Linked DNA regions of Homo sapiens: all the other regions are linked to region 2. A link is a contact called in ENCODE Hi-C or POLR2A ChIA-PET data. All regions are on one chromosome and are shown on one strand. Each heading gives the region's core, a stretch centred on a gene start or an enhancer-like site at or near the end of the contact. The rest is flanking DNA. Distances are from core to core; before and after follow the strand shown. Region 1 overlaps CDC42 (cell division cycle 42). Region 2 overlaps USP48 (ubiquitin specific peptidase 48). Region 3 holds the start of CDC42 (cell division cycle 42).

Region 1 (4,225 bases), core at 1,237-3,736, 310 kb after region 2:
GTTTTACTTACCTTTATGCCTTTGTCATAAAGGGTACAACTCACGAACAGCCAAATGGAAGAGATACATAGGGCACGGTTGTGGGTGGGGAGGGATTCAGGTGACCTGCTTTCCCCTCACCTTGAAATGTTCACAGACCTGGAAGCTCTCCAAATCTTCTGTTCTGGAGTTTTCATAGAGCTCAGTTTCTAGCCCTCCTCCCCTCTCTGGAGGTTGGTGCATGGGGCTGAAAGTTACATCCCTCTAGTCACTTTGCCTTTCTGGTGACCAGCCCCATCCTGAGGCTTCCTAGCATCCCTTCCACCGCCACCCTGTCACTTTATTAACATAAATTCAGGTGTGAATTTGTTATGAAAAACAAGAGACACTCAGCACTCAGGAAATTCCTAGGGTTTTTAGGAGCTCTCTGCTAGGAAGTGGGGACGGAAACCAAATATTGCCAAATATTTGGTGTATTACCAAAAATTTGACTTGCCTTTTATTCACAGTTACTATTAATACTTGACATAGTTTTAAAAGAGGTGTAATCTTATTGAGAATATAAATTTTTTGTAAAACTTACTAGCAAATATTTAATCTCAAATCTTAAGGTTGCTGTCTCTCTGTGCCTAGAATGAACCATGGGGCACGGGAAAATAGGGCATTTGTAGCTGGGAGTATCCCCTTCCTCCATACAGATCGTTTGCTCAGGGATTGTCTGGTGGAGTTTAGATGGCAGCCAGCCAATCATAATGATACCATAGAGAGGGTTCCATAACCTTTTAAAATCTGTAGTGTGTGGACTTAAAATTTCAGGTGCTATAGCTCTGAGATTCTTAAAGGATATTTGAATTCCCATAGTGTTAAGAACCTGGAAGAGGCCAGGTGCAATGGCTCGTGCCTGTAATCCCAGCACTTTGGGAGGCTGAGGTGGGTGGATCACCTGAGGTCAGGATTTTGAGACCAGCCTGGCCAATGTGGCGAAACCCCGTCTCTACTAAAAAAATACAAAAATTAGCCAGACATGGTGGTGCGTGCCTGTAATCCCAGCTACTTGGGAGGCTGAGGTGGGAGAATCGCTTGAACCCTGGAGGCGGAGGTTGCAGTGAGCCGAGATCACGCCATTGCACTCCAGCCTGGGTGACAGAGCAAAACTCTGTCTCAAAAAAAAAAAAAGAAAAATAAAAAACCTAGAAGATATGGGTATTGGAGGGGTAGATGCCAGGAAGGACAGAAGGAAGATATACCTTATTTCACAATTTTATTTCCTTATGATTGGCAGAATCATTTTAAAAAAAATATTTGAGACAGGGTCTTGCTCTGTCATCCAGCCTGGAGGGCAGTGGCACAATCATAGCCAACTGCAGCCTTGGACTCAAGCAATCCTCCCACCTCAGCCTCCCTGGTAACTGGGACTACAGGTGTGTGCCACTTCACCCAGCTAATTTTTTTTTTTGTAGAGATGGGGTCTCACTCTGTTTCCCAGGCTGGTCCCAAACTCCTGGGTTCAAGCAATCTCCCCACCTTGTCCCCCCAAAGTGCTGGGATTACAGGTGTGAGCCACCATGCCTGACCCTGCAGAATCATTTTTTATGCTGTAAGTTGCCCAACCCCAATTCTAAGTTGTGGTACAAATGAACTTCACTGTTAAAAAGAGGTAGGATTCAGTTATTGGTGCAAAATAACTTAGCTTTTCTTTTTCTTTCTTCTTTTTTGAGACGGAGTCTCACTGTGTTGCCCAGGCTGGAGTGCAGTGGCGCCATCTTGGCTCACTGCAGTGCGCCTCTGCCCCCCGAGTTCAAGCGATTCTCCTGCCTCAGGCTCCTGAGTAGCTGGGACTACAGGTGCGTGCCACCATGCCCAGCTAATTTTTTGTATTTTTAGTAGAGATGGGGTTTCACCGTGTTAGCCAGAATGGTCTCCATCTCCTGACCTTGTGATCTGCCTGCCTCGGCCTCCCAGAGTGCTGGGATTACAGGCATGAGGCACCGTGCCCAGCGCAGAATAACTTTTCTGGTTAGCAGAATGGTAATTGTTTCTATGTGGCCTCTTTGCTGCCGTAGTGATTTGACATTATTTAATAGGAGATTAACATAGGGTATATGAACATGTCTGACTTATATATATTGTAAAACCCAAAGTCTCTCCCCTGATTGCTCCCTTTACCCACCCCAATCTGTGGAGTATCTGGTGACATTAAGAAAAAAAATTAAGAAAAAAAGAAATAGAGGTCAGGTCTTAACTATGTTGCCCAGGCTGGTCTTGAACTCCTCAGCTCTAGTGATCTTCCCACTTTGGCCTCCCAAAGTGCAAGGATTACAGGTGAGCCACTGTGCTCTTTAATACATGTGTTAAAGGGCAAAACTACAACAAATTTAAATCTCACTTGGCTTTATTGTGATTTTAGAGTTGGGCAGTGTGCTTCATTCCACAAAACAGAGTTGAGCAGAAGAGGTTGGCTTAATAGAAGAGCTGAGGAAAGGGGAAGCAAAGAACAAAGGGCCTATTAGTTGTTTCAGAGCTACCTTTCTTGTAAGGCAGGGACAGGGAGAAGACAGAACAATAGAAAAATAACTGATTAGTTAATATCAGGTTACTTCAGGCTGCTTTTTTTTGTGTAAGGGTTAAAGCAGAGGGAACTTCATTATCATTCCAATTGAAGATTGAAAGTGGCCTGTTTGGTAAACTGGCTGTCATCTCTCCTGTTTCTCAGAAGGTCAGATAACAACTAAATTTAAGTTTAGTGATGTGAAACTTTAGCATGAGTAACTCCGTTTTGATTTTTAGTCTGGTCACTTGGGGCCTAGTGCAGGAGATTAGTCCACAACGGTAGCCTCCTATAGTTTTTATTTAACACATGAAACAATTATTAATACATGCCAAATGCTTTGCAGAATAGTCTTAATTAGAACTTGACTCTGAAATGACCATCTTTGTAATGGTAACTCTACATTTGACTACATTTGTGCTGAGAACAATTAGTATAATCTTCCCTTGATATTGCAGGGGATTGATTCCAGAACTCTCCAAGGATACAACAATCCTGGAATGCTCAAGTTTCTTATATAAAATTACATAGTACAGTTATCCATCTGTATCTGTGGGTTCTGCCTCTGTGTACATGGAGGGCTGACTGTACTGTAATTATCTTGGAGATAAAAAGTGTTATGAGTTCCTTTCTAAGAAGTTTGGAATTGCTGTTTTAAAATTCCTTATATTGACTTTAAAGTTACCATTACTTGTTAAAGACTAATAATTAACATGTACTAAGCATGTACTGTATGCCAAGCACTGTTGCAAGTTCTTTACATGTATTATCTTAGTTTACCTTATGAGAAAGGTAGTACTGTTTTCATTTTTAGAGAAGGGGAAACCAAGCTACACAGAGGTTGAATAACACAGAGGTTGAATAGCTAGAGTGTGGTAGAGCCACTCTGACTCCAGAACCCAGGCTTAACAGGGGACTCACAACCAACCAGTTTGTAACAAATTGCAGAGCAGTCAGGTCGGGAAGTCTAAGAAGTGGAAGATTTGTGGGTAAATAGAAAGGGGAAGAACAAACTCTTATCTTACTCCCTTCTCCCAATAAAATTCAGTAGTTATATGCAGGGTGAAAAACAGGAAATAAGCTTAGCCCCTATTTTTTGCTTCCTCTTCTTTATATTTGCTTTCCTCTTTGCATTGCTGGTAACTCACGGATATATACTTGTCATTCCACTAGCACTGATTATATTTGTTTTTATTAATGTCACTTCTCAGACAGTATAGTGTAATGTAATGTTTATCAAGAGCAGGGACTTGAGGTTGGGCACGGTGGCTCACACCTGTAATCCTAGCACTTTGAGGGGCCCAGGCAGTTGGATTACTTGAGGTCAGGAGTTCAAGACCAGCCTGGCCAACATGGTGAAACCCTGTCTCTATTAAATACAAACATTATCCAGGCGTGGTGGCATGCACCTGTAATCCCAGTTGCTCTGGAGGCTGAGGCAGGATAATCGCTTGAACCCGGGAGGCAGAGGTTGCAGTGAGCAGAGATCACGCCACTGCACTGACACATACACACACACACACACACAACAAGCAGGGACTTGAGAGTCAGACTGCTTGGGTTTAAATTACAGTTCTCCCAGTTACTGGCTGAATAGCCTTGGCTTAGTTACTTGCTGAGCCTCACTCTTCTTATCTGTAAAATAGGGATAATACAGCACATACTTCATAGGCTTTTTGGGAGGATGAAATGTGTGAA
Region 2 (3,920 bases), core at 887-3,386:
CTGTGATGTTCTGGCCAAAGATGCATGGCCTTAATTGAATCATGAGGAAACATCAGACCAAACCAACTCAAGGGACTTTATACAAAATAAGTCAGTGTCATGAAATACAAAGAAAGATTCACTAACAGTTCCAGATTAAAGGAAACCAAAGAGACACAACTGAATGTAACATAAGCTTAGGTTTTCTTTTGCTATAAAGGAACATTACAGGACAAAGTTCTGCAGATTTCTGTAGGATACCCACTAAAGGATTACTGATAACAGTAAAAGACTGGAAATTTATATGGAAGTAACAAAATAAATTACAATATAACCAAACAACAAAAACTACTGCTGTCAAAAAATAAAAAGGTAGGCCGGGCACAGTGGCTCACGCCTGTAATCCCAGCATTTTGGGAGGCCCAGGTGGGCGGATCACAAAGTCAGGAGTTCGAGACCAGCCTGGCCAACATGGTAAAACCCCATCTCTACTAAAAATACAAAAATTCGCCAGGAGTGGTGGCGGGAGCCTGTAATCCCAGCTACCCAGGAGGCTGAGGCAGGAGAAATCACTTGAAACTGGAAGGCGGGAGGGTGCAGTGAGCCGAGATCGTGCCACTGCACTCCAGCCTGGGCAACAAGAACAAAACTCTATCTCAAAAAAAATAAAAATAAAAATAAATTTAAAAAAAGGTAGGGAAAGCTTTTAATGTTGTGATATATAACGATATCATTAGTTGAAAAAAGGAAGGTGGGCCAGGCACAGTGGCTCACGCCTGTAATCCCAGCACTTTGGGAGGCTGAGGCAGGCGATCACCTGAGGTCGGGATTTCGAGACCAGCCTGACCAACATGGAGAAACCCTGTCTCTACTAAAAATACAAAATTAGCCGGGCATGGTGGCGCATGCCTGTTAATCCCAGCTAGTTGGGAGGCTGAGGCAGGAGAACTGCTTGAGCCCAGCAGGGTGAAGGTTGTGGTGAGCCAAGATCACGCCATCGCACTCCAGCCTGGACAACAAGTGGAAACTTTGTCTCAAAAGAAAAAAAAGAAAAAAAAAAAGGAAGGTACAAAACACTGCATATCATGTTGCCATGTTTTTTATTTACAAATGGGGTAAACACACCCGTTTGTTTAGATAGAAGAGTACATTATAAACTGGAAACAACCTTATCGGCAAAGATTATCTCTGTACTTGCCAGCTATAAGTCAGAAGTAAATAACACTCTGAACTTCCTTTTTTTTTTTTTTGAGACTCCCATACTGAAGTGGCATGTTCATGGCTCACTGCAGCCTCTACATCCTGGACTCAAGTAATCCTCCAGCCTCAGCCTCTGGAGTAGCTGGGAGGTGCATGCCACCATACTTGGATAATTTTTTATTTTATTTTTTGTAAAAACAGGGTCTTGCCATGTTGCCCCAGGCTGACCCCATCACTTTTTATACCTTTCAGACTTTGAACAATAAAATGTGTTACATATTCCAAAAATAAGTAAATAATTGTTTTAATGTTCAGTTTAAACATACTGTCTTCTAAAATATAAAAATGAAGCTGGGTGTGGTGGCACATGCTTATAGTGCCAGCTATTCAGAAGGCTCAGGCAGAAGATGGCCTAAGCCTAGGAGTTGGAGGCTGCAATGAACTATGATTGCACCTGTGAACAGCCACTGCACTACAGCCTGGCCAACAAAGTGAGACCCTGTCTCTATTTTAAAACTTTTGAAAAAATAAAAATGAAAACAAGTTCGACCAATTTAAGAACAGTTTTGTCAGCTTATATCAAAGCTAGGAGGGAAAAAAGCTTATTAATGAAATAAAGTAGAACCCATCCACTGTGGGGAGAAGAAGCTAGGGTTTTGTTTTAGTGCTTATAACTCATCTCTAATGGGAAAGGTCTACTATAAGAGAGTTAAAGAAACAAAACTGGCCGGGTGCAGTGGCTCCTGCCTGTAATCCCCAGCACTTTGGGAGACTGAGGTGGGCAGATCACTTGAGGCCAGAAGTTCAAGACCAGCCTGGCCAACATGGCAAAACCCCGTCTCTACTAAAAATACAAAAATGTGCCAAGCGTGGTGGCGTGTGCCTATAATCCCAGCTACTTGGGAGGCTGAAGTGAGAGAACCGCTTGAACCAGGAAGGCAGGGTTTGCAGTGAGCTGTGATCGCACCAGTGCATTCCAGCCAGGCTGGGCAACAGAGCGAGACTCGTCTCAAAAAAAAAAAGAAGAAACAAAACTGATTCTGAGACTGAGAAAAGTAACAGAAAATCTCTCCTGGGAACAGTGACAAGGATATACTAGGAAGGTTCTTTCGAAAGAAAATTACAGCTAGTGGCAATGGACTCTCCCAAAGGTCTTTGGCAGATAGGAAAAAATAGTGTCAGTAACCATGGTGAAAATATACCTCTAAAACAAAGTAGGCACTTATTTTGTCAATCCTTTCAACTCTGCTTTTCAAAGGTGTAATATCAAGTCTTGTTTGTTCACTCCCTCCTCTTGGACAAGTGGGTGGTAAAAATTTTTCACACGGGCCGGGCGCGGTGGCTCACGCCTGTAATCCCAGCACTTTGGGAGGCGGAGGCGGGTGGATCACGAGGTCAGGGGTTTGAGACCAGCCTGACCAACATGGTGAAACCCCATCTCTACTAAAAATACAAAAATTAGCTGGACGTGGTGGCAGGCGCCTGTAATCCTGGCTACTCAGGAGGCTGAGGCAGGAGAATTGCTTGAACCTGGGAGGCGGAGGTTGCAGTGAGCCGAGATCACGCCACTGCACTCCAGCCTGGGCGACAGAGCGAGACTTCATCTCAAAAAAAAAAAAAAAAAAAAAAATTCACACGACCTGGCTGGGGAAACAGATACTCCCATGTGTCAAACACAGACATCATTCTCAGAAAATAGTTCCACTGGATCTGTTTAGATTTTAGTCTCCAGTTCCTGATAGCAAAATAATTCAGACAATGAAGAAAAGGTAGGCTCTCCCTGTCCCCACCCAAAAATCATGCATACTCAACTGGTTCTAAAGCTGGCATCAAAAGGCAAACACAACCTATGGCCTAAATATTACCACAATAAGACTTTCAAAAGCTACTATGAGAAGCTGGGAGCAATCTGTATTATTAGGCCCCACAACACTGGCATTGTTCTTTTTAAATTTTCTTAAATTAATTGCTTGCTAGGTATCACTGAATACGTCTTCAGTCGGCTAGAACACCACCACAGCAGAATGCCAAGTGCAGGTGACCTGTGATAGACTACCACCCCAGGCCAAACCTATGGCTCCCGAGCCTCTATGGCCACACTTCAGGTGGGAACCAAAAAGCCAATGGCGGTGCTTTGCATTAAAAGGGCTTGGGCTTTCTAAACTTCTAAATTGTTGCTAAGCCTTTCATACATAGCCCAATATGGGGGGGCGGGGTTGTGTTTGTTCTCTTACTTGGAGAGGTAAAGAATCTACTTAACAAACACAAATAACAGCTGGGCGCAGTGGCTCACGCCTATAATCCCAACACTTTGAGAGGCCAAGGCGGGCAGATCACCTGAGGTCGGGAGTTCGAGACCAGCCTGGCTGACATAGAGAAACCTCGTCTCTACTAAAAATACAAAAAATTAGCCAGGCGTGGTGGCACATGCCTGTAATTCCAGCTACTCAGGAGGCTGAGGCAGGAGAATCACTTGAACCCAGGAGGCAGAGGGTGCGGTGAGCCGAGATCATGCCATTGCACTCCAACCCTGGTAACTAGAGAGAAACTCTGTTTCAAGAAAAGGAAGGGAGGAAGGAAGGGAGGGAGGGAGGGAGGACGGATGGACAGGCAGACACAAATCACAGTTCTAATTATAAGCTGTTACTTCTAAAGCCAGCCTTAGCAGCACAGCAGAATGCCAACCACAGAGGGCTGTAGCCTCTCCCATTCGTCATTCTCCAATGCCCCTAACTCCATTT
Region 3 (4,252 bases), core at 1,156-3,655, 290 kb after region 2:
CAGATGTGAGCCACTGTGCCTGGCCTGAAGCTTATCTTCTAATTTCTCTATAATAAACCTGCTTGATAGTGTGGTAGTGTCATAGTCAACTAGAGCCAGCCTCCTGAGTGCAAGTCTCAGCTCTGCCACTGCTTGGCATGGCGGCTATGGACAAGTCTCTTAACACCTCTGAGCTTCAGTTCATGTAACCATAAAGTGGGGGTAACAGTTCTTAACTCATAGGGTGGCTGTGAGTATTAAATTAGCTACTACTACCTGCAAAGCTATTAGCCATACCTGCAGTAAACACTAAAAAATGTAGTTCTTATTTTTGGGTAATTAAAAAATCCAAAAGAGGGCTGGGTGCGGTGGCTTACACCTGTAATCGCAGCCCTTTGGGAGGCCAAGGCAGGTGGATCACAAAGTCATGAGTTCAAGACCAGCTTGGCCAATATGGTGAAACCCCGTCTCTACTAAAAATACAAAAATTAGCTGGGCATGGTGGTGGGCACCTGTAGTCTCAGCCACTTGGGAGGCTGAGGCAGGAGAATTGCTTGAACCCGGGAGGCGGAGATTGCAGTGAGCCGAGATCGAACCACTGCATTCCAGCCTGGGTGACAGAGCGAGACTCCGTCTCAAAAAAAAAAAAAAAATCCAAAAGAAAATATGACTATAAGTCAATATACTGGAATTAAGTGTCTTTGTTGGCCAAATAGCTGTGGCAGTAGACAATAAATGAGCTGTTATTAAGATAAGCAATTTTTTTTTATTTTTTTTGAGACAGAGTCTCGCTCTGTTGCCCAGGCTGGAGTGCAGTGGCGCGATCTTGGCTCACTGCAAGCTCCGCCTCCCGGGTTCACGCCATTCTCCTGCCTCAGCCTCTCGAGTAGCTATGACTACAGGAGCTCGCCACCACGCCCGGCTAATTTTTTTGTATTTTTAGTAGAGGCGGGGTTTCACCGTGTTAGCCAGGATGGTCTCGATCTCCTGACCTCGTGATCCGCCCGCCTTGGCCTCCCAAAGTGCTGCGATTACAGGCATGAGCCACCGTGCCCGGCCTAGGATAAGCAATTTAAGCGATTTTTCTCTAACATGGGGAAACATCTAAGAATAAGAGAGGGAAGTTCTCTATTTTCCTGAAGCTTTCATACTAGCAGAGAAGACAAATAATAGATACTGCGAAGATAGGATGATTGAAGAATGCAGTGATATAAATTTGGGGGAAGAGGAGGGAGGCAGAGCAAAGAAATTCAAGGCCTTGGCCAGACGTAATGTCTCACACCTTGTAATCCCAGCAGTTTGGGAGGCTGAGGCAGGCTGATAGCTTGTGTCCAGGAGTTCGAGACCAGCCTGGGCAATCCAGCAAAACCCTGTGTCTACAAAAAAATACAAAAATTAGCCAGGCATGGTGGCATGCGCCTGTGGTCCCAGCTACTTGGGAGGCTGAGGTGGGAGAATCGCCGGGACGTCGAGATTGCAGTGAGCTGAGATCGTGCCACTGCACTCCTGCCTGGGTGACAGAGCAAGAACGTCTCAAAGAAAAAACAACAACAACAACAACAACAACAACAACAAAAACACAAGGCCTGTGGTTGGGGGAAGGTTGTAACTCTAAAAAAGACCCATGTGGCTACAGCGAGGGACACTGGGTGTAGGTAGAGATAAGAAGAGTGATACTCAGTTCTCACATCACGGCGGACTGAATACAGGCCCGGGGAGTGAGAGACCATCCACCCCTGTGATCTGGGGCAAGTCACCAGCCCTTTCAGAGAAGCTTCCGTCTTCTCTGCAAAATGGGACAATACCTTGCTTCACAAGCTTGCAAGGATCAAAAGAACTGGTAGTGGGCCGGGCGCGGTGGTTCACGCCCGTAATCCCAGCACTTTGGGAGGTCGAGGCAGGTGGATCACTTACTTGAGGTCACGGGTTCGAGACCAGCCTGGGCAAAATGGTGAAACCCCGTGTCTGCTAAAAATACAAACATTAGCCTGGCGTGGTGGCAGGTGCCAGTGATCCCAGCTACTCGGGAGGCAGAGGCAGGAGGATCGCTTGAACCCAAGGGGTGGAGGTTGCAGTGAGCTGAGATCGCGCGCTGCACTCCAGTCTGGGCAACAGATCAAGACTGTCTCAGAAAAAACAAACAAAAAAGAACTGGTAGAGGAAGCGCTTTGCATACTATCGTTCACAGTATTATTACAAATACAACCATTAGGAAAACATGCAGAGCATAGCCCCGAACTCACGAGCTGCGCCGGCCCGCGCGTGCGCGACAGGCGGGCGGAGCCAGGGCAGTCCAGGCACCGCCTTGACCCGCCCCAGCCTCTTCCCCTTCCCTGTTCCTCCCACTTCCGCGGGCACCCAACTGTGCGTCTCCTGCGCGCTGACGTCAGGTGCGTGCCCCTGTCCGGCAGCCGAGGAGACCCCGCGCAGTGCTGCCAACGCCCCGGTGGAGAAGCTGAGGTGAGTGCGGGGCCCGAGGTTCCCCGCGGGAGCTGCCACCCTACCTTCCCATCCCCGCCGTCTCCGTCCTCTCCCAGTCCTCGGGGACACCCCGTCTGCGGGATCGTGGGGGGCCCGGGAGCACGGGTTGTGGGGGAGTGCCCGGCTCGCGCTGCGTCCTCCGGGCGGGCGCGGGTCCGCGTTCTGTGGGGGAGCCGGGGCGGGGGTCGCGGCCGGGGAGGCAGGGGGCGCCCGTCTGAGGAGGGGCGCGCGGCCGGGGCTCGGGGCGCGAGCGGGACCGGGCTGTCACCGGCAGCGGCGGAAGGAAGGGGGTCACACCCATCCTGGGCGCCCGGGCTCCCCTCCCCCCAGCCCGGCCCGGCGGGCTCCTAAGGGCGGCCGGGGGCCTCAGAGCGACTCGCGGGCGCTTGGGCCGGGCCGGGCGCCGGTCTTCCGTGCTGGCAGGCTGCGTTCCGTGCCCTGCGCTCCGGCCTGGACTTCCTGCTTCGCCGGGCGCCGCCGCGGACATTTTGCGGCGGGGGTGGGGGGGCGGGGGAGGGGAGTGGCGTTGCGGCCGCGGCGGGGCGGTGGCAGGAGGGCAGCTCGCTGGCTGCTCGCGGCGGTGCCTGTCCGAGCTCCCCTCCGCGCCGGCCGCGTCCTCTGGGCGGGGTGGCCCCGAGCCACGGCCTCCAGGCTGCTCTTCCTTTCGGAGGTCGAGTTCCTAGCATTTCCATCCGCTCCTCCAGCCCGCTCCCTGCCGGTTTAGCTGAAGCTTCCCTTTCGGGGAGTTACCTAACTACCTCCCGAAGCCGTCGTTCTGCTGCTTGGTTAATTCCTCTTATCGGGGGGGAATTTTCTTTGTTCGTTTGTTTTTCCTCCCCTTTAAGTCCAAGATAAATGTAGTGTGGAAGATTACGTCATCGCGGTATAAGGAGTGAGACTTAACTCCTACAAGTCAGGGACTTAAATTCAAACAGCATTTTGCAGCCTTAGTCGGTCACCCAGTGGCTTATCCTGCCTGCTTCCCAACACGTCGTATTCACAGATGATGTTTTGAAAGCTTGTTACTTGTGTTCATGACCGCCTTCAGTGCACCTAAAAGCTAGGAAGGTTTAAAATCCCAGGATTAGTTTGTGTCAGGGAATAAAGTGTAAGACAACACCGTCCACGGCCCCTTGCGTGGCATTAACTTTAAATAGAGGTCCCTTTGACTATACTAGAATGAGGTGGGTTTATTTGTGGGAACACTTTTCGGTCCAAAATGACTTTCCCAGACTGTTTATTCTCCTTTATGACTTACTGCATGCTGGGAATCTCCCTAGGTTGATTCAAGTGCACTTTTTGTGGTGAAGTTGTGTTGAAAAGAGGATCAGTTTATGCCTGATCTATGCTAGACATTTTAGTTTTGTTATTAAAAACGAGACTTCGATCTTTAAGCAAAAAACTTAATATTTTCATAATTTTGAGATCACAATTTTTATTTTTTTTGAGACAGGGTCTCAAAGACGTTACTAAATATAATGGATATTGCACTCCCAGGCTGCAGTGCAGTGGCGCGATCTTGGCCCACCGCAGCCTCCGCCTCCCGGGGTCAAGTGAGCCTCCCACCTCAGCCTCCCGAGTAGCTGGTACTGCAGGCATGTACCACCATGCCCCGCTAATTTTTGTATTTTTTGTACAGACAGGGTTTCGCCATGTTGCCCAGGCTGGTCTCGGACTCCTGGGGTCAAGCAGAGATCACAATTTTTGTTCCCTAGGGTGTTTACATTCTAAATTTTGTATCCTTCCGCGACTGCAATAGTATCACACAAAAATGTTGACTCTGTAAAGCAAA

Evidence for each region. Hi-C counts contacts between places; a loop is a spot of excess contacts on that map. ChIA-PET counts read pairs that join two places held with the same protein, here RNA polymerase II (POLR2A). Pooled maps may share reads with other maps.
Region 1: a loop to region 2 is called in a pooled map, with 2.4 times the contacts of the local background. The contact joins two enhancer-like sites. A Hi-C loop is called at or near these places in 1 of 50 pooled maps. POLR2A ChIA-PET finds 5 or more read pairs at or near these places in 3 of 52 experiments (GM10248, MCF 10A and activated B cell).
Region 3: a pooled map shows a loop between it and region 2 (4-fold over the local background). The contact joins the promoter of CDC42 here to the enhancer-like site in region 2. A Hi-C loop is called at or near these places in 1 of 37 single-sample maps with no recorded cell type and 2 of 50 pooled maps. POLR2A ChIA-PET finds 5 or more read pairs at or near these places in 6 of 52 experiments (CD8-positive, alpha-beta memory T cell, GM10248, GM12878 and 3 more).

Annotation. Positions count from the first base shown.
Region 1 is chr1:22,072,397-22,076,621 of GRCh38, forward strand. The region is part of intron 1 of CDC42 (cell division cycle 42); the gene reads left to right. Among named protein-coding and RNA genes, the nearest start is that of CDC42, 22 kb to the left of the region's middle. Within about 2 kb of position 2,487, at least 3 of the 41 ENCODE cell types and tissues checked have a DNase peak (open chromatin) inside an H3K27ac peak, as active enhancers do.
Region 2 is chr1:21,760,080-21,763,999 of GRCh38, forward strand. The region is part of intron 1 of USP48 (ubiquitin specific peptidase 48); the gene reads right to left. Among named protein-coding and RNA genes, the nearest start is that of USP48, 21 kb to the right of the region's middle. RefSeq lists an enhancer at 1,823-1,902. Within about 2 kb of position 2,137, at least 4 of the 41 ENCODE cell types and tissues checked have a DNase peak (open chromatin) inside an H3K27ac peak, as active enhancers do; they include GM12878, where a contact is called at or near this core.
Region 3 is chr1:22,050,304-22,054,555 of GRCh38, forward strand. It overlaps CDC42 (cell division cycle 42), which reads left to right and starts at 2,406. Exons shown (of 6, transcript NM_001791.4): 1 at 2,406-2,439. RefSeq lists silencers at 2,495-2,644, 2,705-2,924, 2,935-3,114 and enhancers at 2,827-3,394, 3,395-3,963.